Regions from separate parts of the Mus musculus genome. Here region 1 is linked to region 2. The links are chromatin loops, found by intact Hi-C in ENCODE. Cell type or tissue: heart. All regions are shown on one strand. Each heading gives the region's core, and the rest is flanking DNA. Links, peaks and the distances in the headings are about the cores only. Region 1 overlaps Ptprn2 (protein tyrosine phosphatase, receptor type, N polypeptide 2). Region 2 overlaps Gm5441 (predicted gene 5441).

Region 1 (12,388 bases), core at 5,355-7,854, 700 kb after region 2:
GCTAGAGGGTCAGATCGCTCACAGTTGCCATCTAGGATTGATGCTGAATCTTCCTCAAGTGCTCAGAGCAAACAGTCCACTTAACCAGTTCCTGCATATCACTACCATTTGCCACCCATGACTTCTGAGAATACAGATGCTGTTCCAACATCTGTGAGGCTTATACATCACTACTGGATGAGTGCTGGCTCAAAGGCAGGTAGACAGGTGTGAAACCCATTTCATGAGCAAGTCAGATACAAGCTACTTACTGCTGCTGTACTAACTAGCTCACAAACACCTGTCAAGAGTCTATCTTAGGTGACTTGGTAGCAGCATCTCCAAACCTGCATGTATGTGATAGTGGGTCTCTGTCATATTAGTGTCTGAAACTGAGGTCTGGGACCAGGATCTAGGCAGGCATCCTCTCTTTCTAGCCCAGCTGTTTTCCCCATTTGCTCCAGCAGGTAGTTAGCTGTCCTCTCCTGGGTCTAAAAGCAAACCCTTCCCCCAACACATGGGGACAGACGCTCTAGTAGCAGTGGAGACTAGAGAAAAGGGGCCTCACTCAGCTCACAGATTCTTTTGTTTGTTTGGTTGGTTGGTTTTTGTTTTGTTTTGTTTTTTTTGTTTTTTGTTTTTTGTTTTTGGAGACAGGGTTTCTCTGTGTAGCCCTGGCTGTCCTGGAACTCACTCTGTAGACCAAGCTGGCCTCAAACTCAGAAATCCACCTGCCTCTGCCTCCCAAGTGCTCACAGATTCTTAATTCTTTGCCTACTGGGTCTTGCTTAGATGTGTTGCCCGCCATCTTCTCTCCTTGGAAGTGTTAAGAGTCACACTTGGCTAGAATACTTTTCTTTTTTCCTGAGTCAGAGACTTTGTCAACCAGGACAGTACACATTCCTTGCCTCTTCATTAGACATTATCCTAGGAAGCTGCCTTTCTGAAAATAGGGACACGCATTGCTGTAATGACATTGGTAGTGATGATAAATTCAAGTTTATTTCTGGAGGGATTATCCTTATCTCCATCATCTCAAGAATCAGAACAAAAAATATCCCAATTTTATCTACTTTAGTGGTTTGAATCCTGGATGTCCTCTCAAGGTCCACAGGCTAATGACTGGTGTAACCTTTAAGAAGTGGAGTCCAGAAGAACCTCAGACAACCAGGAATGAGTCCTTGCAAGGGACAGTGGACCCTGGTTCTTTCTTCTCTAGCTTCCTTTTGCTTATTTGTGTGTGTGTGTGTGTGTGTGTGAGAGAGAGAGAGAGAGAGAGAGAGAGAGAATGAATCACAACTGAATGGCCCAGGATAACCTAGAACGCATGATTCTCCTGCCTCGGCCGCCTGAGTACAAGAATTATGGGTCCGTACCACCATGTGTGGCCTTGTTTGGCTTTTTGACCACAAGATTAGTTTTCTGCTTTGCACATATGTCTTAGTGACTTACTGCTGTGAACAGACACCATGACCAAGGCAACTCTTATAAGAACAACATTTAATTGGGGCTAGCTTACAGGTTCAGAGGTTCAGTCCATTATCATCAAGGCAGGGAACGTAGCAGCATCCAGGCAGGCATTGTGTAGAAGGAGCTGAGAGTTCTATATCTTTATCTGAAAGCTGCTAGCAGAATAATGACTTCCAGGCAGCTAGCATGAGAATCTTAAAGCCCACACCCACAATGACACACCTACTGCAACAAGGCCACATCTACTCCAACAGGGCCACACCTTCTAATAGTGCCATGCCCTAGGCCAAACATATACAAACCATATCCGCATGTTTGCACCAGGATGGATTGCCACAGGGCCAAAACAATGTGGCAAGTGAGTGGATCGTGGCTGAACATCCAAAACTGGGAGACAGAATCCCTCTTCTTATAGGTCAAGTGCCTCAGTGTTTGTTCTAGTGGCAAAGCTGGCAACACAGTCATCAACCATGTAGGTTATTGGTAAGCCATGCATATCATGTGTACCTTTAACTACTGCCTGTTCTCAGGCCTCAAAGAATAGAACCTGTTGGGTTGAGGCCCACGCTATTAAGAAATATAAGATGTGTGCTGTTTCTTGGAGTTTTCAAATTTATTCTTAAATTGGACTAATACACACTAGATTTTCAAACAGAAAGTGATGTGCAACATTGGATTATTTATGCAAAATGCATTGGCAGAGCAACATCTAAAGCTCTGTTTTCTGTGTGTCGTTGCTGCTGTTGTTGCTGCTGCTGTTGTTTTCCTTTTGTAGTGTCTCTGAGAGAGATAAGTCAAAAAGTGGCTTTCTTGTGATATGCTTCAAAAATAGATGGAAAGGAAGGAAAGTAACAGAAGCCTTGAATGAAATTTTAACAGTGATTAGTAATGGCTCTCAAGGCAGCTGGCTAATGTACTCTCTGCTCAAAAACATGTTTGATCTGAAACATGAAAACAACATCGTGGTTTCCATGAAAATAGAAGTGAAATGAAGTTGGATAAAGGGAACCACAGATGTGTCACCTCCTGAGTTAGGCACTACTTGGAGGCTTGGTGGGTGAGTGGGTGGGGCATTTGCTTGACTCAAAGGCACTATACAGGGGTTTAAATTGTTTGTATTTAAAAGCAGAGATGGAGGCCAGGGAGATGGTCAATGGTAACATGCTTGCTGCACAAGCAGAAGGACCTGAGATCAGAGCCACAGCTGCCAGCCTCACACACACACACACACACACACACACACACACACACACACACGCACGGTCCCAGCACTGGGAGGCAGACAAGAGCATCCCAGTGGCTTGCTGGCCAGCTCATTGGGCCAACTGGTGAATTTTTTTAGGTTCATCGAGAGACTCTATCCCAAACAAATCAGGTGGGGAGAAGTAAACAAGACACCCAAGGTTGACCTCTGACCTCCACGGGTACTTACATAAGCATATGCATGCACATAAAAATATTAGAAAGCAGTGAAGAAACACTTATACGATGCACATGTTCACCAATACCTTTGAGATGATAAATGATCTTATTAGCCTGAGGTATGGATTAAAAAGAAAAAAATCTAAATGAATGGCCAGTGGGCAAATGCTTTTCCGCTAAACCTGAGTTCTTGAGTTCAGAGCCCAGGACCCACATGGAGGAGAAGAACCAACCCCCACAAGTTGTATTATGACCTCCACACATATGGGCCACATTTGTGGCCTCCAAACACATGTTCACAAACTAAGTGAAGCATATCTTGGTCCTCAGTTCCCGGAAGCTCCCTCTGTTGTAGATATGTGACTTGTGGAGGCTGAAGCCAAAGCTGAGGATGTGGGTTTGTGGGTTTGTTGATGGTCAGTGTCCCACAAGGGTAATGGGGACTTCCTCCAAGGATTTCTTTACTAAATTCCACTCTCTAACGACTATCTGCTGAAATACATCAATAAAAGGCAATTTTGTTGGAGTTTATTAATGTTATAGGTTTAAAGGCTCATCTCTGAGAACCAAACACAACGGCAGAGCTGAACTACACAGCAGCACAGATCAAGCACAAAGATAGGCAAACAAGAGGCATACAAGCTACAAAGATCTCCTCCGTCTTTGAAAAGGAAATGTGGGGCCCTGGGCTCTCTGGTCAGCACAGATTGAATAGAACTGGAATAAGCACGCTGAGAAGTACAGACACAATCTACCAGCAGTGGCTTCCAAGTGCCATCTGAGTATCTGAATTATAAATCTGAACATGGGAGTGAGAAGGAAGTGTCCAAATGCTTCCAGGAACCCATGTCAGATACACACACAACGTCTTGCCAGTCTTAAAGTAAAATCAAAAGAAGACAGAAATGAGGAGGGAGGATGAAAACTCTCTTCTCCTTGTGAAATACACACCTGGCATGATGGAACACAGCCACAGTGATGTTAGAGATGGCTGCTAGAAGGTGCTCCCTGAGCCTTGGTCACAGTGATGTTCCTGGGGTGAGCCAACCCAGACAGACAACCCAGGCACTGCGTGCACCTGCTAATATTTGACCCATCTTTGAGCAGAGATGAAGAATCCCCAAAGGTCCAAAGCCATGCTCCAATACAAAGCAACCAAGGAGGCATGTTGGGTTCCTTCTGGGAACAAACCGGTCTCCTGGACATGAGCCACTTCCTCACATTTAGGACAACGGCCAGCCCAGAATGTCAAGGAACAGGAAGCATGTGGTCAGTGGCCTTCTAAATGCAAAACCCTCCAACATTGTCACTTTTTACAGTAACAAAAGAAATAGGCTTGAGTCAAGAATAAACTGTATCCATGACATCGTTTGGAAAACAAACAATAAAACCGGTATAATTAGAGAGATAGAAACCATAATCCACATGCTCTGTTCCCTAGAGACTGCTGGGGTTTGGGCAGTGCCTGGTGCAGCCACATGGATCTTAGGAACTGTGCACTCTGTCCTCTACCTGCTTCCTGTGGTGGGTAACACAAGCCCCATCCTCTCTGGGCACCTGTGTGACTCTGTGACTGAAACACGGAAACCCTCAGGATTGCACTGCTCTTAAGAACTCTCTGATAAGCCCTGAATGTCATACCACTCATCAAATGAATACTGAATGGCATTTCTTACTGAGAACTCAATTAAACCAAGATATTCCTCAATGTAGAAAACAGCTGCCCTTCTCAGGCACTTTCTGGATAAGAGACAAACAGGTGATAGTACTCTTTGTGCCAACGCTAGAATAAAATCTTGACTAGTGTGCTCCAGATTCTGCTCTGCTTATTGGCTTGCATGTATTATTTTGCTTAATTTTCACAAATCCCCTCCCAGGTCTCCTCCCAAGTGCATCTCACAGTTCCACTCCATAGATAAGGAAGAAGCAGCTTAGATAAGGAAGAAGAGAAATCTTTCTATTAGGTTTTGGAGTGGGGAAGGAAGCCAACAGATCACGGCATCTTTGACCATGCAGATCAGCATGTCCCATGCACAGATTCCAACTTGATAATCCAGACAACTTGTTAACACATGGCCCAGGTGTGCTCTATCTAGACAGTCAACATACCCCAGCATGGACACAGAGAGGCCAAACACAGGTGCCATTCATTCTTGATTTATTAACTTCTGCCCACGTGGAAGTATAATAACTACAATAACAAGTTTGTTGACCTCTCTAAGTTGTAAGGGGATTCGGTAAGGGAGATAAGTGAGGCCTCTTTCTCAGAAACCGCCTGCTCATATTTTCTTGCTCTTAAAGGCTGCAATTATAACACATCAGCTAGGGCACCTAGTGGATGGTGCATCATGCAAGAAACAGATGATGTCTGTCACTGCCAAAAAGGAGTAATTGAAGAGCTTCTGTTCTTACTGTGTCTCTGGCTATCATTAAACAAATAGCATATATAAAGAACGAATGTAGCTGATGCCAGCTGTTGAGGAATGCTCTAGAGCCCAAGATGCCCATGGATGAAGGTCAAACAAGGAATTAAAAAAAGCAGCTATGGTCGCATGGGCCAGTTCATCCATAGCAGCCAGATGTGGGAGCGCCATTAGGAAGACCCCTGCAGTGGAGGCTTTGGCCAGCTGCTATGATGGTGAAGTTTCTGCACCAACCCAGCCAGGCTTTGGCCGACAGTTAGTAGATCACACTGTAGTCCAGAAGCTAATATGATAGCGGTCAGCTCCACTGGGGGCTTGAAGCACAAGTGCACCCTCTGAGCATGCTTAGTTGGTTACGCAGACATTGAAATGTCACAGGCAAGAACCCAGAATAATGCAAGGTGTAAAGTCCCCTGACCTGCCTTTGGAGAAGAGACTCAAGTCTTGTCATTCTAGACGTGCTAATATCTGGCACCATCAAGACCACAGCCTCTGCCTGGCTCGATCCTGGTGGTTCCCTTTCTCTGTGCCAAGGGTTAAAAACAGACTGATGTACAACCCACCAATCCAACGTGTGAGCCTTTAATATGAGCTCACAAGAAGAGAACTATGGGGCTCTCTTTCATACTGTAAACCCTCCCCTCTCCCCCCCAAAAAAACCTAAAATAAAGTACTATTTTAAAAGTAGAGAAACATGCGATAGCAAACACACACCACAGCCAGGTGTGACTCTCATATTGTAGGAGAGAAAGTCAGGGCTCTTGGTGGCCAGAAGGACAGTACAGCTGGGACTCTCAGGAAACAGGTCCTGAAAGACACTTGAATTGTCCTTTTAGAGAATTTCTGTGCACCTAGAAAACTGAAAAGGAAAAGACAGAAATAATTTGCAGCCCCATCCACCAACCTAAGGGACAAGTAGCCTGGCTCACTTTTACATTTAGCACTCCACTAGAATTCTCTGGAATCTTCGGAAAACTCATTACATTTGTCATTTTCATGACTGCACAGTCCCCATCACAGAGTCATCTGCTGGGAAGGGGGTGAGGGTGGGGGAATGGGTACTGATGAGAGGAACAAAGTCAAGGGGGGCATTCACAGAGAAAGCTCAGTCCGCGTCCAGTATAATTATTTAGTCATTCTTTCGGAGTCTTTTCTAATACAGCAATGAAAATTACAAAAAGAAACTGAGGAATGCAAAGTGTCCTTTATGTACATCACTCCTGACTGCATATAGCACCACCTGGTGCCAGGATAGAGTTACTGCAGGGTGGGGGGGCATTTTCACAAATTTCAATGGATGAGATGAAAGTTCACCTCAAGGAGAGTAGATCAGTCACCAGGCTAGGGTATATCATGGTCACTAGGCTACTTTACCTCATGATCATCCGGGTAGGTCACCAAGTCATCACTGGGCTAGTTTACCCACTGCTAATAAGTGTAGGTGTCCTGTGGGAGCTGGGCTAGCTAGCAACAAAGTCAACTTTCGCTTTATTTTGATTGCTGAATCATCACATTCCTGTAGTGCTTGTTCTGGATGTATAGCCTACACCACACAAGGGTACAGGAGTCAGGAGCTGCCTAGCTAAGGGACTTCGTGGACTCTAAGAACATTGCAGTTCTACACGAGAAACTTCTCAACAGCATGCACCTCTCACTCTCTCAGGAAAGAAGATGTTTCAGCCGATACAAGGAAACACAGGGCCTTTTCCTGGGGTTCACATTCTTACTAATAAAAGGACAGCCTCACAGAGAAACGCAAGGAAAATTTCATTAGCTTAAAAGAAAAGCCCTGGCTGATGTGGCTCTCATGTCTTTGATCCCAGCACTCAAGAAGCAGAGGAAGGCTGATGGCTGTGAGTTTGAGGGCAGCCTGGTCTACATAGTGAGTTTCAGGTCAGCTAGGGCTACGCAGTGAGAGCTTATCAGAAGAAGAGGAAGAAGAAGAAGGAAGAGGAGGAGGAGGAGGAAGAGGAAGAGGGGAGGAGGAGGGGGGAGGGGAAGGGAGAGGGGAAGGGGGAGACGCAGCAGCAAGCAGTAAGTGGCAGGACTGTAAGCCTGTCCTGGGGAAGACCCACAAGAACTCTGGGAAGGAAAAGTATCTTGATATAGAGATAGTTATTCCACCTGTCTTTTTGGCACGGCTTATAGTGAGCTCACTTTCCTCGGAGTGGTCCTGCCTTCTTGATGGGTGGCCCCTTAGCCAGATATTGAAAGACCTAACTGGAAAAAAAAAAAGTTAGGCCTTTTCCTTGATGGTCCTTTCTCATAACTCTAATACAACCAGAACAAACCCTATTCTGGCAAGCCCATGATACAGAGTGTACCCTGGGGAAAACCAGGCAGCTGTGGCTGCACCTCCTTAAAGAGGCTCAGGAGGGGCACTTGCCTACACCACCCTGTTCTCGTGGTTTTCCTTCAGGAGGTACTTCACAATCAACTGATGCCTGTCCAAAAAAATAAATCAATCAATAAATAAAAACCTCCAGTCTGAACTGCCAGTGCACCACATCAAAATCAAGCACGAAGCAAGTCCAGAATCTGACTTCTCATTAAGTTCACATCGTCCTTCAATTATATAAAACTTAAACTTAAATGCTGTAGGAATCGGTTTCCACGATAAGCCATAGATTATGAGCTAATAGAATTTGAAAAGCCAGGGTCAACTGTCTCCCCAGTGAAAGATGGATGAGGCATAGACCCAAAGGCCAGGGATATATTCCCAAACTTAACAACCTGCATACTGAGACAGTACAAGGCAGGCTTACAAATACGAGGTGGACTTCTCTATGTCGGATGAATCCAGCAGGTACAAAACCCCAGTCTACCTGTATAGCAGCAAACCCAGGAGCTGGGTGAGCTGTCGCCTGTCCTGTGCTGACAGCACTGGGAAAGGCTGGCAGAGGTGCGGCTTTTGCTGCACCTGGACCTGGTTAAGACCAGAGCAGCCTGCACTGCACACAAGGGCCTTGGTGGCAGTAGAAATTGGTGAGCTCTGCAGAGGCTGGAGATGAAGGTAGGATGGAGTCACACTGAGGACTAAAGTCATCAACAAAACGTGTAGCATCTGTGAGCAAGCGGCAGAAAATGGCTTAATACTGCACACTGATTTGTATGGCATTGTTGGGGCCACTGAATGTTGTGGATTGCACTGGCGCTGTTTGTATTTTGATGTTAATTCTGCTTCCTCAAGAGGGGCCGCCCCCGATGAGGCATGGACCATGTACTCAGGTGATTTCTCGAACCTTCTCCCCATTTTAACTGGTCAAATAAAGGCTAGAGCCTGTTATTCGGCAGTGGAAGGGAAAGGTGGGGCTGGAGGTTTTAGGGAGTGGGAAAAGAGTAGGGACGAGGATGACAGAGAAAGAGGGGGTGGAAGGAAGATGGAGCAGAACCACATGGCCTGGAGAAGCCACAGTAGCAAGGGATCTCATAGCTGGGGAATAGAGTAGTGTAGTGGTATATTTGCCCAATCTAGGTGTGCGGCTTATAAATATTGTAACTGAATTGTATGGTTTTTGCATACATAACCTTATTGGGGTTAGTGATTTACTTTAACAATTGACTGCCACAGACCCCACAAGCATCATGCAGACCATCACTGTGACTCACTTAGCCATACGATACAGACCGACCCATAGACTTCCAACCTGGCCAGAGAATTCCCATAAACAAAGCTGCCTCAAATATATCATCTCACACAGCCTTACAGCTTCACTAAACCTCCCAAAAAAACTTGAACAGCCTTCATGAAAGAAACACCAGGAGACCAAACCAAAGGGAGCACAGCAGGAGGGAGGAGGGAGGAGGGAGGAGGGAGGAGGGAGAAGGGAGGAGGGAGGAGGGAGGAGGGAGGAGGGGAAACTCCTTAAACAGGACTGTCTCTAGATGGAGAGTCTCCAGCCGGGCAGCCATCTGTCTTGATGGTGCCTGGCCCATGGTGCCAGCTGCTCCCACTCTGAGCTGTAGAACGACAGAATAAAGTACTCGAACCTCTGCAGAAACTCCTCTTTGGTGCAAACTGAACTGAAGGGGATAGAAGCTGTCCCAGCAGAACTGGTCAACAAGTCACCCAAGACCTCCAAGCAAGGAGTAGAAGCAGGCCAGATACAGAAATCAGAGGGAGCTCATGGCTCTGATATTTAACTGTGTGATTCTGAACACAGCAAATCCAATCAGATTTTCCACTGTTCCTATCAGGATGTTTTTAGCCACCACTCAGAGAAAATATGAGTCACACTGGCTTCAGTGGGGATGTAGGGGGTGGAATGAACATAACAGTTCCAGGAACCCGAGCCCAGGCTCAAGGGGCTCATTCCAAAGGTCTGAATACAGGTGTTACGTACTGATAGAGTTGAGGTGGGCGGGATCCACTAAGATTTCTTGACTCTTGTGGTTCAAGCCAAAACATTTTACCTGAGTCATGTGGTAAGATAAAATATAGTTTATTAACAAGGAAAAGGGTGCTTCAAGAATGAGCGAAAGCTAGCAAATTGGAAGAAAGGTGTACCCTCAAAAATAAAAAATGCTGCCCAAAGGGTCAATGGTCTTTAGCTGTCATTTATATAGTACATGAGCTCTCTGTTACACATAGCCCACATGGAGAAGGGTTTCCAGTCTTGTCAAACAGCTTCTTTCATGTTAGCCTGATGTCTGTCCATATCACCACTCTCCTGCCACACCTGGCAGGGCGGTCTGTTTTGTCTCTCTCTGATTTGCCCTTTAATGCTGGCACATCCACAGACTAGAATATGACTGAATCTTTAAAGAAGATGAAACTCTTTTTTTTTTCCCTCAAGTCGGGGGTTTCTCTGTGTAGCCCTGGCTGTCCTGGAACTCACTTTATAGACCAGGCTGGCCTCGAACTCAGAAATCCGCCTGCCTCTGCCTCCCGAGTGCTGGGATTAAAGGCATGCGCCACCACGCCTGGCTAAAAGATGAAACTCTTACAAGTGACTGTATGGATGAGCCTGGAAGGCACCATGCTACCAGAGATAAGCCAACCACAGGTCTCACTTAAAGGGACTAGCAAAGGCCATGAGAATCAGAGAAGCAAAAAGAACAGTGACTGTCAGTGGCTGAGGGAGGGAGGGGAATTATTCATCAGTAGATAGGGAGTTTTAAAAATTTGCTGTACAACACTTTACCTGTATCTATTGGGCACTTAAGACTGCGTTGGAAGGTTAGATTTTAAGTCAAGGATTCTTAGCATCATAAAGAACAGCCTTGGGTTTATTGCAGTAATGCCCCAAACATCTCAAACAAGCCAAAGTGTGTGGCACGCTGACTCACCTGCACCACACCCTCCATCCTCACTGTGTGCCAGGCAGGCTGGTCTTCCTGCATCTCTGGGGGCTGGGGGTGGGGGGATTTTTCCTGCCAGGATGATTCTGGTAATCTCAGAAAAAGGTATCTGCTGATGACATCTCCCGAGGACCTGGGGTCTACTTGCCTGGATATACCTGTACTTCTTCTCTGTGCTTGTCACGTATTCCCTTACACCACATCGGGAGGGAGAGCCACCTCTGGTCTCTGATCTCCACAGTTTCCACGCTGGCAGCCTTACCTGAGCATAATGCACCCTCCTGTGCAAACACTGACAATTTTCTCTGTGACTGTGACTTCTGCTTGTTTTACTGTAATGTTCAAAGGTCGGGTATTTTATAGCGTCTCTGAGGTTAGTCCACACAAGGCTGACAAATGTCAACTTTTGGTGGTTTTTTGTTTGTTTGTTTGTTTGTTTGTTTAACCTCAAAAAAAGCTATGGAACAGGTCTTCCGAAGTACAAGCGTTGACATCAATGTTGAATCTTGGAGATCAGCCTGACTGGACTGAGAAGGGCCTGTGAGATTTATGGACCTCACCTCTGGAGACATTGGTGGGAACTTCCCTGAGAGGATGAGATCCTGTGTAACTTGACTGTTTGCATCAATCCCTTGATGGATTTATAATGCAACTAGTGAGCTCACCGTGGGTGGGGTGGTGTCACCTATGGGCAGATGTCCTGGACAGTGTAAGAAAGCTGTCTAAACAAGCCACTAGGAACAAGCCTATGTGTCCATGGCTTCTGCTTCGGTTCCTACCTCTGGGTTCCTTCTGTGACTTGCTGCCCTGATTTACTTGATGATAGACTGTGATATGGAAGCCAAATAAACATTGTCCTTCCCAAGTTGCTATGGTCATGGTGTTTGTAACAGCAATAGACAACATGTCTAAGGTACCCTTAGTTCCAACTGCCACCAAATTGGTTTAATAGGTCAAGAAAAGTATTCATTTTCTTATTAGGTTTCATTTCTCTCAAGTTTGGTGAGAATTATCAGGTGCTCCTATCTTGAGAAAAGCCTAAACCCAGATCTGCCCAGCTTCATGCCTCTAACCTTCCCACTCACAGATAGCACAGAACTTCACAGAAAGGCAAGCTAAAGCCCAGATCCCAGACTCCAGCCACTGCTGAGGGACATCTCCACAGGACCAGCAACCATGGGTCACTTCTAGAGAGAAGGAGGCTTCCACAAAGCAGGGGGTGAATGGGGAGGTAGTTCTTACCTACCCTGAAGCACCCCACCGAGCTATACACCAACTCTAGAGGGATCACAGAAGGACCTCACATGGCCCCGTCAGAATGGCTACTTCCCTCTGAGCAAGAAGTCAAGCACAGATAGCTTGTGGCCTGGCCAAGGCCATTTTCTCCAGAGCCACTCTCTGTGGATGCATCACATGGGCAGAGTCAAATACAGATGTCACGGTACCCAGGGCCTAGGTACCAGTCTCTAGGGAGTAATTTGAAAATTGTTTCTCCAATAGGAGAAGAAAGAGAGAGTGTGTGTGCCATATCCGGAATACATATATTTTATAGAATGTTACAATGACCATGAGATACTTTTTAATTAGAAAATACAATTTAGTGTGGACCCTTCCATCACCAGAAAGAGGGAAGTTATTTCTCATCCTGTTTCCCCAAAACTGTCCTGCAGAGGGCGCCTAAGACCCAGCTCTGGCTGATTCCAAAGAGAAAGTTGTTTTCGGTCTCCATGTGCTGCAGCAGCACCAACCTTCTCTAGCCACAAGGGAGAATCTACCTGATAAGGAAGCAAGAG
Region 2 (12,388 bases), core at 3,394-5,893:
GGTTCCCACTCAGTTTAAATTCCTGTCTTCCTTCAGTGACGGGCTATAGATATGGAAGCATAGGCCAAATAAACCCTTGCCTCCCCGGCTTGCTTTTGACCATGAAGTTTCATCACAGCGATAGTATCTGTAACTAGGACACCCTAGGGTAGTCATATAAGCATGAGTCTAATCAGCTACAAGGCGTGTAGTGCTCTGCAAAACCTGGTTCCTTATTTCACATATGTGGGATGTTGCCAGTGTTTAATTTTACACGGAGTTAGAGGCTTAAAGGATATGAATATTTTAAAGTCTCGATATCAAAATTTTGTTTTCTGGATTGTTATTAATTCATACTTCCCCCGGCAGGGCTGTCAGCATCATAAAACAGACACACCTCAGGCGGCAGTCCCCAGCCCTTGGCTAATCAGCAGGGAGAGCATGGTGCTTGATCGTTGATGAGGGTTTGGAACTGCAGTTGCCTTTTATTATTTTTTTAAGCCATCATACAAAGGGATACGTTTTGTGACTTGATATATAAGTCATCATGCTTAGACCTTGATGTGCTCCCCACCACCGCTGTCCTCCCTCATGCCTTGATGTGCTCCCTGCCCCCGCTGTCCTCCCTCATCCCTCCACCTATCTTCCTGATCCTCTTCCTCCCATCTGCCTTCACGACACCCACTTCATCACCCTCCCCTCTCCTCCATCCCATCCACCAGATCCCCTTTCTGGTTTTATGACAGGCATCCCCTACCCCATTTTAGTCTAGAGTCTACTTGAAAGAAAACATGGTATTTGCTTGAGTCTGGCTTACTTCTCTTCACACAATGATCTAAATCCCATCTGTATTCTTGCAAATGTCATGATTTAACTTTCTTTACAGCTGGGTACAATCCTTATACATCTATTGTCACATTTTCTTTATCCATTTGTGTGCTGATGGGCTTCTAGGCTGGTTAGACTTCCTGGCTCTTAGGAAATGTACAGCAATACACACAGATGTGCAGGTGTCTCTTGTGGTAAGCAGGCTTAGAGTTCTTTGGGTAAATCATTCTAGTTTGAGTTTAAAATTTTTTAATCTTTTCAAATTTTTATTTTACATATATAGGTCTTCTGTCTGCATGTCTGTCCAAGTAACACATGCAAGCAGTTCCTGCTGTGGCCAACAGAGGGCAGTAGATCCTCTGAGACTGGAGTTACAGATGTTTCAGATACTGTGTGGGTGCTGAGAATTGAACTTGGGTCCTCTGCTCTCTAACTCCAATTTTAGGTGTGTGTGTGTGTGTGTGTGTGTGTGTGTGTGTGTGTGTGTGTGTTTGAGAAATCACACTACCTTCTGCAGTGGCTGCACCAGTACCTTCTCCTACTAACTGCATATCAGATCTCTTCTCTGCTCACATCCTCTCCAGCATCTGATGTCTTTTGTTTCCTTGATGAGAGGCATTCTGACTGTAGTGAGGCAGACTCCCAAAGCAGCTCCCTGCTGCTAAGGCTGCCAAACACATTTACAACTATTCATCGTCCATTTTTGCTTCATACATTGAGAATTGCAGTCAGTTCGTTTGTTCAATTTATTTATTGGTTGGCTTGGTTCTTGGTATTTAATTTTCAATTATTATCTGGAAATTCTACCCACATACACAATGTATCTCATCTTACCTACCTCCTAGTCTCTCCCTTCAACTCTCTCTGCCATCTTTCCAACTTCATGCTTTATCCCTTCTCATAGCATGGGGTGATCTACTGAGACAATGGGCAAAGGGTGTCAGATCCCCTGAAATTGGAGTTACGGGTAGTCATGAGCTACCAAATGGGTGCTGGAAAAACTTGTGCCCTCTGTGAAAGTAGCAAGTGCTTTTGCTTTCTGAATCATCCCTCCAGCCATAAGTCTTTTCTTTCCTTAACCCTCCTGCAAACACATCCTTACTGGGCCCCGTGAACAGAGCATCAAACATGGCCTCTCCTACACCTGCTTCCGCCAGCAACTCCTTTCCTCACGTATTGTTTGCCATCCTTGATGCTTACGGAGAGCTCAGCTGGTTGTAGACAAAAGTCCCTAATGGCTCAGGAGCTGTGCTGACAGGAACTGATTCTTCCACTCATTCTCTTAGGTTAAACAGCCTTTCTCTCCAGGAGGGTTGGGAAATTGCTCAACTTCTCTGTTCCCACAGCGCTCAGACGGATCCTATCCATCCACATGTTCTGAGTCGACCCAGGAGCCAGAATAAGACAGACTTGTCCAGTGTTTGTTTTAAAAGTTTTTCCCGATGCCAGCAGCTCTGGTGCTGAACATTCCCTGATTATGGTAAATTTTCATACCCAGCCATTGTTAGGGCCTCATCTGCAGCTGAGCCATGGATTTCCCTTCCTTTGTAGGACTTAAGGTTTTTTTTTTCTTTTCCTTTCTCCTAAATCTCTTCCTCCTCAGCCCCCAACTTTTGCTATGAACTCCCAGGAAGGCCACCTCAGCACAGAACAGGAAAAAACTCCCAGTTGGTAATATATACCTGTACATACATACAGAAACCAGGAAGTTACAAGGGGAAGTCTTCTAAAACATTCTGTGTCTTTATATGAGAATTAGCAAAATCCTCCTGACAAAGACATTTAAATGACTGCCCTCTACAGTTACAGAAGCACACCACAAAACTAGTTATTCAAGAGCAAGATTGAGTTAGAGAAGCAACATGGAATATGCATTGAAAACTTGATAATATGAATGTAGGCTTTAGGAGTAAGCCTTCTGAGAAAACTTGATTTTTATTCTGTAACAATTTAGGTGACACAGTAAATAAAATGAACACTATAAGATAAATGCTACAGCAACAAATCCAATAGGTATGCTCTGTGTGTGTGCATTCCTACATGTGTGTGCACCTCTGTGTGCACCTGTGTATACACCTGTGTGAAGTTGTGTATACAACTGTGTGTGTACACCTGTATAGACACCTGTGTGTGCACCTGTGTGTAAGCCCGAGTGTGCATATGTGTGCACCTGTGCTTGCCTCAGCAGAGGCAGAGGTTGACATTGGGTATCTCCCTTCTCTTGCCCATATCCACCTCACTTTTTGAGACAGTCTCTCACTAAACTTTGGGTAAAACTTTGGAGAAACTGGCTAACCAGTAAGGTCCCTGGATCTGCCCTTCTCTGTCCCCCAGTGCTAGGGTTACAGGCACCTGGTACCATGCCTGTGCTTTTCCTTTTACTCAGTTTTCAGGGATGCAGACTCAGGTCCTTATACTTGCACAGTAGGCACTTTATCCACTGAGCCATCCTTCCAGCTTGCCAATGCTCCTAAGGAATGAAGAGTTAAGAAATTCTCTGAGGAAATCCAGTGGTGACCCATGAACATCTGCTACCAATGCTGAACAAACCCCAAATCTGATCTCTCTTATAGCAACTCCCCACCACTAAAGAAGAGTTAGATGAGGGGAAGAGTGTGTCCAGATGAAAGCCCATGACCAGCTCTAGCCAGATCCCAAGAACAATTTCAAAACCAAGTGCTCTACATTAGATGCAGTGCTTTCATTATTCAAAGACTTAGAATACTGTAAGAACATCACAGCCATCCCAGTTTTCTCAGTGGCATCTATAATTGGACATTTTAAAGATAAACTACCTCATCTACATTTAAACATGAAATTACAGCTTACAAACACATTATGAGATGTGTTACTGTGGGTAACTGATGTGTGAAGAGCAAAGAGTCTTTCTTTTCCTCCTCCTTCTCTTTCTCCTCCTCCTCTCTCCTCTTCCTCCTCCTCCTTCTCTCCTCTTTCTCCTACTCCTGTTAATTCTTTTTTCTGAGACAAGGTCTCACTGTGTATCTCTTTCTGGCCTGAATTTCCATATGTAGTATACATAGGTGGGAAAGATAAGCCTGCCTCTACTTTCTGAGTACTGGGATAAAGACATGCACCATGAAATCAGGTTAGAGAAGCTGAACATTTTAATGTGCTTTCTAAACTCTAATATGAGGAGCCAGGCATAGATGTGCCTGGGATGCTGAGCTGGAGGATGGTGATTTTGAGACCAGCCTGAGCTGCTGTCTACACTCGTGTGAGTTCTGGGGATCGAATCCATGTTGGCAGGTTTGTGTGGCAGGGAAGGCTCTTCACTGGCTGAGACATCTCACCAGCCCAGTCCTGAATGAATACTTTACTTTTTGAAGTGAGGTTTTGTGTTGCCTGGACTGGCCTCAAATTTGCTTTATTATTTTTTAAAATGTGTGGCGACTAACATGGGTGCTGGTATCTGGATCTGTTTCTCTGGTAGAATGAACAGTAAGTGCCCCTAACCTCCAAACCAGCTATCCAGACACAGATAAAACATTTCAGGAGAAATCCCTCATTTGTCTATGTAGCTTAGTGACAATTTTTATTCTACACCGAGAATCTAAGTGCTTCACAAAGAAAAACAAAATCTCTTCCCAGAGCAGTTTCATGCCGCAACCTTTTCAGTGGTCACAAGAGGGAGCCTCCACAAAAGAAAACAACTGCACAGATCACTGCATGCTTCTGAAGATTCACTCACACAAGCATGCTCACATGTGTGTGTCTGCACACACTAGTACCCGCGCTCACATATAGAAACATACGTATGCACAAACAGTTCACATACATGCTCACACAATCATGCATGCTCACATACAGGTACTTGCACACACACACATACATGTGCACAATGCATGTGTATTCATATGCACTCACATGTATGCTCACACCAAAGCACATACCCATTTGAATATTTGTGTGCACCCACATGAAAATTTGCACATATTCATACAGAAGTAAATTGGTGAGTCTTCCTTTATGCTCAAATGAATTGAGTTAACATGGAGTTGCAGGTTGAGAGGATGACAGCCCTTATCCTGTCCCCTTGGTAATTTTAGTGAGGAGTGGGAGCTTTGCATCCAGCAGTCACTACTCAGTATCATGACCCTACAAGTGGCACATCAGAGAATGCCAAAGACAGTGGTGAATGACGGGTCATCTCCTTTCCCACACTCATAACAAACAGTGATTTGTGTTTTGCTCACCTGCACATTTGATTCCCATTTTGTTGTTGTTTGTTTGTTTGTTTTATCTTTCCTTTCTGATTTGTTGAATAGGAGCCAAGCCCTTCAGAGATGCAAAGCTTCTTGGGCCAGTAACACTTCTAACATCCCTTGGATAGCATCCTCTTACTTACTAGCAGTGTTCAAAAATGTTCTGTTTCATAAACTGCCACTTTCCTATCATGAGCTATTTTTCCTTTCTAAAGTTGTTAATCATGAATTATAAATTTCTCCTGTGTTGAACATTCATTACTATCTACCCAATTTCATTCTAGAAGAATGGTGGGAGACAGGAGAACTGTTAGTCTCATGGAATTGTTTCACTTACAAGAGCCCACCAAAGGACTCAAAGGCAGTTGTACCAAGGAAAGGCACTGATAACAACTCAGGAGAGCTCCATAACTGGACTCCCACGAACGATTTGCAGGCAGCAGGACAGCAGAAGAGCCTCTTCTTCTCAGTAGCTATCACAGCTTATATGAGTTGAGAGAGGTTCGTGACTCATACATTTCATGACCTTCCTGAGATTTGTGAGCTGTCAATTCTGAGTTTTGCCAGTTTTGTTTACTTGCTGAGCCTTAAGGAGCTTTTCCCTCCTGTATGGAATGTTCTAATTAACAGGAAATGACTGTGTAACATCTCTATTGTTAGGTTTATTCCTAGGTATTTTATTTAGTAGTTTTGGGGGTTTTGTGGACTTAATGTGTTCCTTTTTCAGTGAGTTTGTCACTGATGAATAGAAAAGTGTTGGGTGCTGGGCATGAGGAAATAAGGTTGGGGGGACCTACATCCCACCAGAGCTGGGGAGACTGGATGGGCAGACATGGGAGACAGCCACGGGGCCCAGCAGTACTGCTGCCAGACCCTGCTCCAGGGGATGGGGAAGGCACAGTCTCAACCCAGACTCCCATGCACCACAGACCACTGGGTACCCGTGGAAGAGCTGGCTTCAGGGTTTCTGGGTCTCACAGAGGCTAGAGATAACAGGTTCTCAGTCTTGGACATCTCAGGCACCACTAGATGTCCAGGAAGAGCTGAGAACAAAGTGGGCGCCCTGGGGGCAGCTTGATCATCCCTGGGGCCTAAGTGAGAAGGGTCAGGGGGGAAGGCATTGGGTGGTTTCTGGGCAGGCAAGAGTCTGGCTAGCTCAGGCTGCTAGCTTGGCGGGTGACTTGGGTTGGCTGAGGTTAGACACGTGGCTCATTAGAGGGAAACCTGCTCCATTGCTCCAGCCTGGTGGATCCTGATGAGAAGAGACGGTCCATGGTTTCAAGGTGTTTATTGTAGAAAGGCAGAGAGAGGGAGAAGAGTAGAGAAGTAGAAGCCGGACATGGCCATGTGGAGAGAGGTGGAGGTTGGGGGGAGAGAAGGAGGGTGAAAGGTGAGAGTAAGAGAAAGAGAGAGAGAGAGAGAGAGAGAGAAGAGACAAGCGAGAGAGGAGGGGCCAAGCAGCCCCTTTTATAGTGGGCTGGGCTACCTTGTTGTTGCCAGGTAACTGTGGGGAGGAGCATGCCTGGCTATTGCCAGGTAACTGTGGAAGTGGAGTCCAGACAGCCTACTTGACTGATGGCCACAGAATTATGGAGCTGGGTCCTTGTGTCAGGAGCCTATGTCTGGGAGCATGGCAAACAGGCCTTCTGTTCCTTGCAGATTAATCTGTTGGGTCTGCTAGATTTGAACCCAGCTCAACCAGAAAACAGGCTGCCTTTCATGGTTCCACAGAAAAGCTACTTAAAAAAAAAATGTGTCCTGCTTCTTTGCTGAGTGTTTCTTAGATCTACAAGTTTTTAATGGAGTCTTCCGGGCATTTTAAGTACAGGATCACTTCTACAAGCAGGGCCTACTTGACATCTCCTTTTCTCTTTGTGACCTGTGTTAGTAGTGTGGTGGTGAAGGTAGCTGACTTTCTTTCCTATTTTTGTGTCTCCTTAAAAGAGTTCTTTTTTAAAAAAATTTATGTTTGTGGTATGAGTATTTGTGTATACCATGTGTATGCCTGGAGCCTGTGGAGGCCAGATGTTTCATCCCCTGGAACTGGAGTTACAGACAGTTGTGAGCCACCATGTTGGTGCTGGGAATATGGACTGGGTCCTCTGAAGTAGCCCATGCCCTTAACTACTGAGCCATCTCCCCAGCCCCTCTATTTGTGTCTGTTCTATTACTTACATCTTCCTGCTCCAATACAGAATCCAAGTAGTGTCTTAAGTAAGAGTGAAGAGAGCTGGCATCCTTGCCTCATGTCTCACCTTAAAAGAAATCTTTTCAGGTTTTCTCCAGTGGAGATCATGTTTGCTTTGGGTTTCTTATACGCAGCCTGTTACACTGAGGTATGATCCTTCCAGTCTTAAGTCCTTTCGGGGTTCTTCATCATGAAATAGTGCTGGATTTTGTCAGAGGCCTTTTCTGTATCTACTGAGATAATTGTGGTATTTATCATTGATGCTATTTACATGCTTGGTCACTTTTACTGAATGTGGATGTTCAGCCGTCCTTGTGTCCTCAGAGCAAAGCAACTGGGTTGGAAGGTTTTTAATGTCTATTGTTGATTGGGTTAACTATTTATTAGTGTCATTTGTTCTTATGAAGTGACCCAGAGGAGATAGCTCCTGATAATCACACTGATTAAGCCAATTGAAAGTTTTGAGTCCTTTATTAATGGCCAGACCAGGAGCAGTCTCACACCTCTGGAAAACATCTTTATAACCAAGCTCTGATGTATACCCTGTTATAAGACTAAACCTTAAGCACCTCAGTAATGGGATGTGTGTGTTATATTAGCAAGGAATTTAGAGTTGCCTAAGAACATCTGCTTTCTTTAAAAGGCTCAGTGGTATGTTCCAGATAAAACGTAACACGTTTGGACCACCATGGTCAAGGTCACAGACTGTCCCAGAGTGTCGTCAAGGTGAATGTGATTGTTGGTGGTGGAAGACTGAGAAGGGATTGTGTAACTTTAATTTTTTAAAAATATTATTTTTAATGATGGTTTTTAAATGCTTTAACCTTTCTTGTAGCCCACCACCTACCAGAGGTAGTGAGGAAGAAAGGATATGGGGGAAGTGGATATGTTTAGAAAGGTTCTTTGGAAATCAGCAGTTCAGTTCACAGGGTAGCAGGCAGTGGCAGCTTGATAAACTCTCAAACACTTTATGGATACTCCAGTAATCCAGGTCGGCAAAGTTGGGATAACCAACAGGAATCAGCAGTGATGGCACGACCTGGTAGAGACAGCCAGTCCTTAGCCATGGCACGAGTCAGCAGGAGGGACCAGAAGGAACACCAGGAGAAGTTCTCAGTTGTGCCTCTCTCCGCAAAGCAAAGATCAGCGAGGACTTGAGACCCAGAAGCATTGCACAGCTAGCTCTATCAGCAAGCCTAGCATCCCGTCTTCTCCCTCTCCCTCTCCCTCTCCCCCCTCTCTCATCCTATTTATACTCTCCAAACATCATGTGTCCTTTATGTGCCTTGCCTCTCAGCACATGTCTTACCTCAGCATGTGCATCCAATCAGCCTGAGTCTGAGGAAGTGGTAAGAAACTGTAGTACACCACTAGAGGTTTTTTGGTGCATTTCTCTCTGACACATGTAGTTCAGCTATGCAATGTAAGATAGACCAATGAATGTGTGTCATTATCAAAGAATCTTTCATCATGTGTCCTTTCACATGCTTGCTTTAGTAAAACATCCTCTCTCCTGTGTCTGCTTCAGCGAATCATTCCTTTATGAGGCAACCTTAACCTTTCACACCTGTGTCCACTTTAATGAAATGTTCCCTCCCGTGCTTGCCCCAGCAAAACACCATCAGGATGATGTTACTCTAGGCATTTCTCCAGTTCTTTAGTTACTTTCAAATCTTTGATTTTGGCTAAAGGATAAATACTGAGTCTTGGGGATCTTTAGCTTAATGAAGGCAGTTCTTTGTTTGAAGAACTCAAGAGGGAATTTATTATACAACTCTCCACAGCAAGTCCTATAAGAAGGAGGAGTCAGGGGTCAGCCAGCCCAGTGGGGAGGGTTGTGAGCCTTGGATTTTAATCAAATATTTCATGGTACCAGAAATTATTTGATTCCTGCTCTTGTTTTATTTTTAATGATTTTTATATTTTATGTGCATTAGTGTTTTGCCTTTGTATGTCTGTGTGAGGGTGCCAGATACCTTGGAACAGGAGTTAGACAATTGTGAGCTGCCAGGTAGGTGCTGGGAATTGAATGTTGGTCCTCTGAAAGAGTAGCAGGCACTCTTAATCACTAAGCCATTGTTCCAGCCAGACTCCTCCCGGTTTATTGTTTGTTTGTTATTTTGCACTTCTTAATTTATATTATTTTAAACTTTTTGTAAAGTTTTTTTTATAACTTCTGACTTGTTATTAAAGAAGTGATAGGTTTCTCCCAGTGTTAATACAAAGTCTTTCCTGGGACATGAAGCAAAGTTGCAGAGAGCTTCTTTTGTTAGAGATTCTACCTCGGCTTGTGCATCCTGAGGGAGAATTGAAGGTGTCTAATGTCTGTATCTAGCTGATGACTTATCTGTTGTAGGCCCATTTCTCTTCTGACTGGAAACCATAGTACTCAAGGCAGCTGTCCCTGACACCCCCATTCCTACCATCACTAGAATGAGGGGAGGGCCAGCTCTCCTGTACCACCAGCAGGGCGACTCAAAGGGGAGTAGAAAATAGGCCCTCTCTGGTCCTGAATAATAATACACTTGGGGGGTATATGTACCACCACACAGAAAGCTGAATGTTCTGAGATCATACAGCAGGTGAGACTGGTAAGGCAAACCAAGTTCCTGTCTAACTGTGAGACCAGTACTTCAAGAAGCAGTAAATGGGGAAACATAACCAACCAGGGGTCTTATTTATGAGAGAGCCTGAGCCTGCATGGCTCTGGCCCAGGTGAGATGGCCCCTTTCTAGCCCTGGTCTGGAACAGGCTTGGCAGAGGAGTGATGAATGTAGACGGAGACACTGTCAACCTTGATAGCAATTGATAGCAATTGGCACTGTCAGGACCACAGTGTCTTCCCAGACAGCTGTCTGTTCTTCTTTCTGAAACTTCTTGATATACACTTGGTCCTGGATTGGGATGATTGAGAGAGTACGGAGGAGGGAACTAGATGGGCGACTCTGACCCTAGAACGGGCTGTAGTCTGGACTTGTTGGAGAGACTGGTGATACTTTAAAAGAATCTGATTAGTGATGTCCTCAATGATAGGGTCTCTTAAATGGGCAACAAAGAGGTGGCCTTCCAAACGTGATCTCAAGGGAGGGGAAGGGTGAATCTTGTAAGGGGTACATATTGTCCTAAGAAGAGAGAGGGGTAAATACAAGTTTGGGCTATTTTTCACCAGTTTCCAAAGTTAATTTAGTGAGGGTGGACTTAATACTCTAGTTGATGTGTTCAGCCTGCCCAGAGCTCTGAGGTGAGAAGGCTCAGTGGGGCTTCTGTGGTACATGTTAGACCTAATTAACTGCGGACTAAATGAAGGCAGGTTCATTATCTGATCCACTTGAAGGGGCAGCCTGAACTCAGAAATACTCACATGTAAAGAATCTTGACTGCTGTAAGAACATTCTCCCTTTGGGGAGCAAAGGTGTCTATCCTGGGAAGGTGCCCACAGACACCAACAGACACTTAGAACCAGCAAGGAGGATTTATGAGTGAGGAGTCCTTTTGCCTCTTGCCTTCTGTTTGACCTGTGTATGTAGGGCAGACATTGAGAGGTCTTGGTGGCCATCTCTCAGAGATGAGGAATCTAGTACCTGGGAGATAGTAACTCCGTCAGTCTGGTGGCCCCCAGTTGGCTGATCTGGTGCAGTTGATGCATGAAAGGCATCTGAGGGCTACGGGGAGGATAATTCTTGACTCTGGCAATATTTACCATCCAGTTACATTCTATTTTGCATACTGGGAGGGACCTTTCTTTTTCCTAAGAATAGATGGGCTGGGGAGGAGCTGAGATCAGGAGAAGCAGTGGTTAAGACAGGCATTTCTGCTGCTTGCCAGACAGCCAGAAGTGCCTTCTGATTTTCTTTAGGTGTGTTGGTTGTTTGGTGCCCCTTGCAATGGTTAATGGTCACCCCTTGGGAAGTCAGATCTCTTCAAGGGAAGCAATTTCCATTGTTTTAAACATATGTTTTCCCTTTAGCAGTCAATAGGACTCTGCCTCAGGCAGGGGAGTGTCCTGGAGGTCTGGGTGACTGGCCTGAGATATGTCCTCACAGTTATAGAGGGGGACCTCACGGTTGTCATCAGCAACTGGTGTTGCAGGGTTGAGACTCTACAACACTAAAGGTGAGGTGGGACAGATCAAGCAACAGACTGATATTGAGTGATACCATTTGTCTCTGTTAGGAGGGTTTCCACACCATGGGGAGCTTAAAGTCAGGTCCTAGCCTAGGGTAAGCTTGTCAGCTTCCCATATTCCTGTATTAATAGTAGCTATGGAATGCAAATAGGAAAGATGTGCTATAGGCCTCTGTCAGGGTCCTAGCACCTGAGTCAAAAGGCCCTTTGCAGTGTTTTGAGTCTCATGGATGAAGAGGTGGAACCATTAAGAGAGGCATCTGGCATTGCCAAGCTGGGGCTCAGGTTAGGTTAGAATAGTTCCAGGAAAGCTTATTCCTCTGTTTCAGTCCACTTCAAAGACTGGACTCCCACAGTGGCAGAATAGAGGGGCTCAGCTATTTCTGCAAAAGCTGGAATCCTTAGCCTGCAATATCCCCACCTCCAGGAATTCTTGAACCATCGCTTCCCTTTTTTGGGGGGCGGGGTTGTTGTTTGTTTGTTTTGTTTGTTTGTTTGTTGTTTTGAAGCAGAATTTCTTTGTGTAGCCCTGGCTACACTGTCGTGGAACTTGCTCTGATCTCAAACTCATGGCTCTGCTTGCCTCTGCTGGGATTAAAGGTATGCACCACCACCCAGAGCAGGGATATGGAGGGTTTCTTTCCAAGTAGTGCTGAGAGTTCTCCTACCTTGGGTGAACTTTTTGTTTGACAGCTCTGAGCCTTTTTTAAAGGAGGCACAATATCCCAGTGTCTGGAGCAGCAGCAGCAAGGTGTGAGTGTGTGTGCGTGTGTGTGTGTGTGTGTGTGTGTGTGTGTGTGTGTCTTCTTAACAGGTGTCAATGTCAGCTGTTGCCTGTAGAAGATCATCTCCGTACTGGAGCAGAGTTGAATTAGGGTGTGACACCACAAATCCTCTTAGGAGTTTTTGTAATGCTTTCTCAAAATTCTAGGGGAAATTTTGGATGCTTGAGGTAGTCATGTCCAGGTTAGCTGACTAGCCTCATCGAGCATTGGATCAGTCCAATCAAAGGCAAATAAGGGCTGGGTAATAGCACTAGGGGAAT

What was found. Peaks named below come from ENCODE experiments on the same cell type or tissue, not always from the same donor. Only the 100,000 strongest peaks of a DNase experiment are listed, where the experiment ranks them.
Region 1: a loop joins it to region 2, with 10 times the contacts of the local background. A loop is called at or near these places in 11 of 42 quality-filtered maps.

What each region holds. Positions count from the first base shown.
Region 1 is chr12:116,620,026-116,632,413 of GRCm38, reverse strand. All of the region lies in intron 2 of Ptprn2 (protein tyrosine phosphatase, receptor type, N polypeptide 2), which reads right to left. Among named protein-coding and RNA genes, the nearest start is that of Gm31336, 130 kb to the left of the region's middle. In heart, for the core only: a CTCF peak has its summit at 6,546 (motif pointing left); no DNase peak of the experiment used is centred there.
Region 2 is chr12:117,319,369-117,331,756 of GRCm38, reverse strand. The region is part of intron 1 of Gm5441 (predicted gene 5441); the gene reads left to right. Among named protein-coding and RNA genes, the nearest start is that of Gm5441, 11 kb to the left of the region's middle. In heart, for the core only: a CTCF peak has its summit at 4,394; no DNase peak of the experiment used is centred there.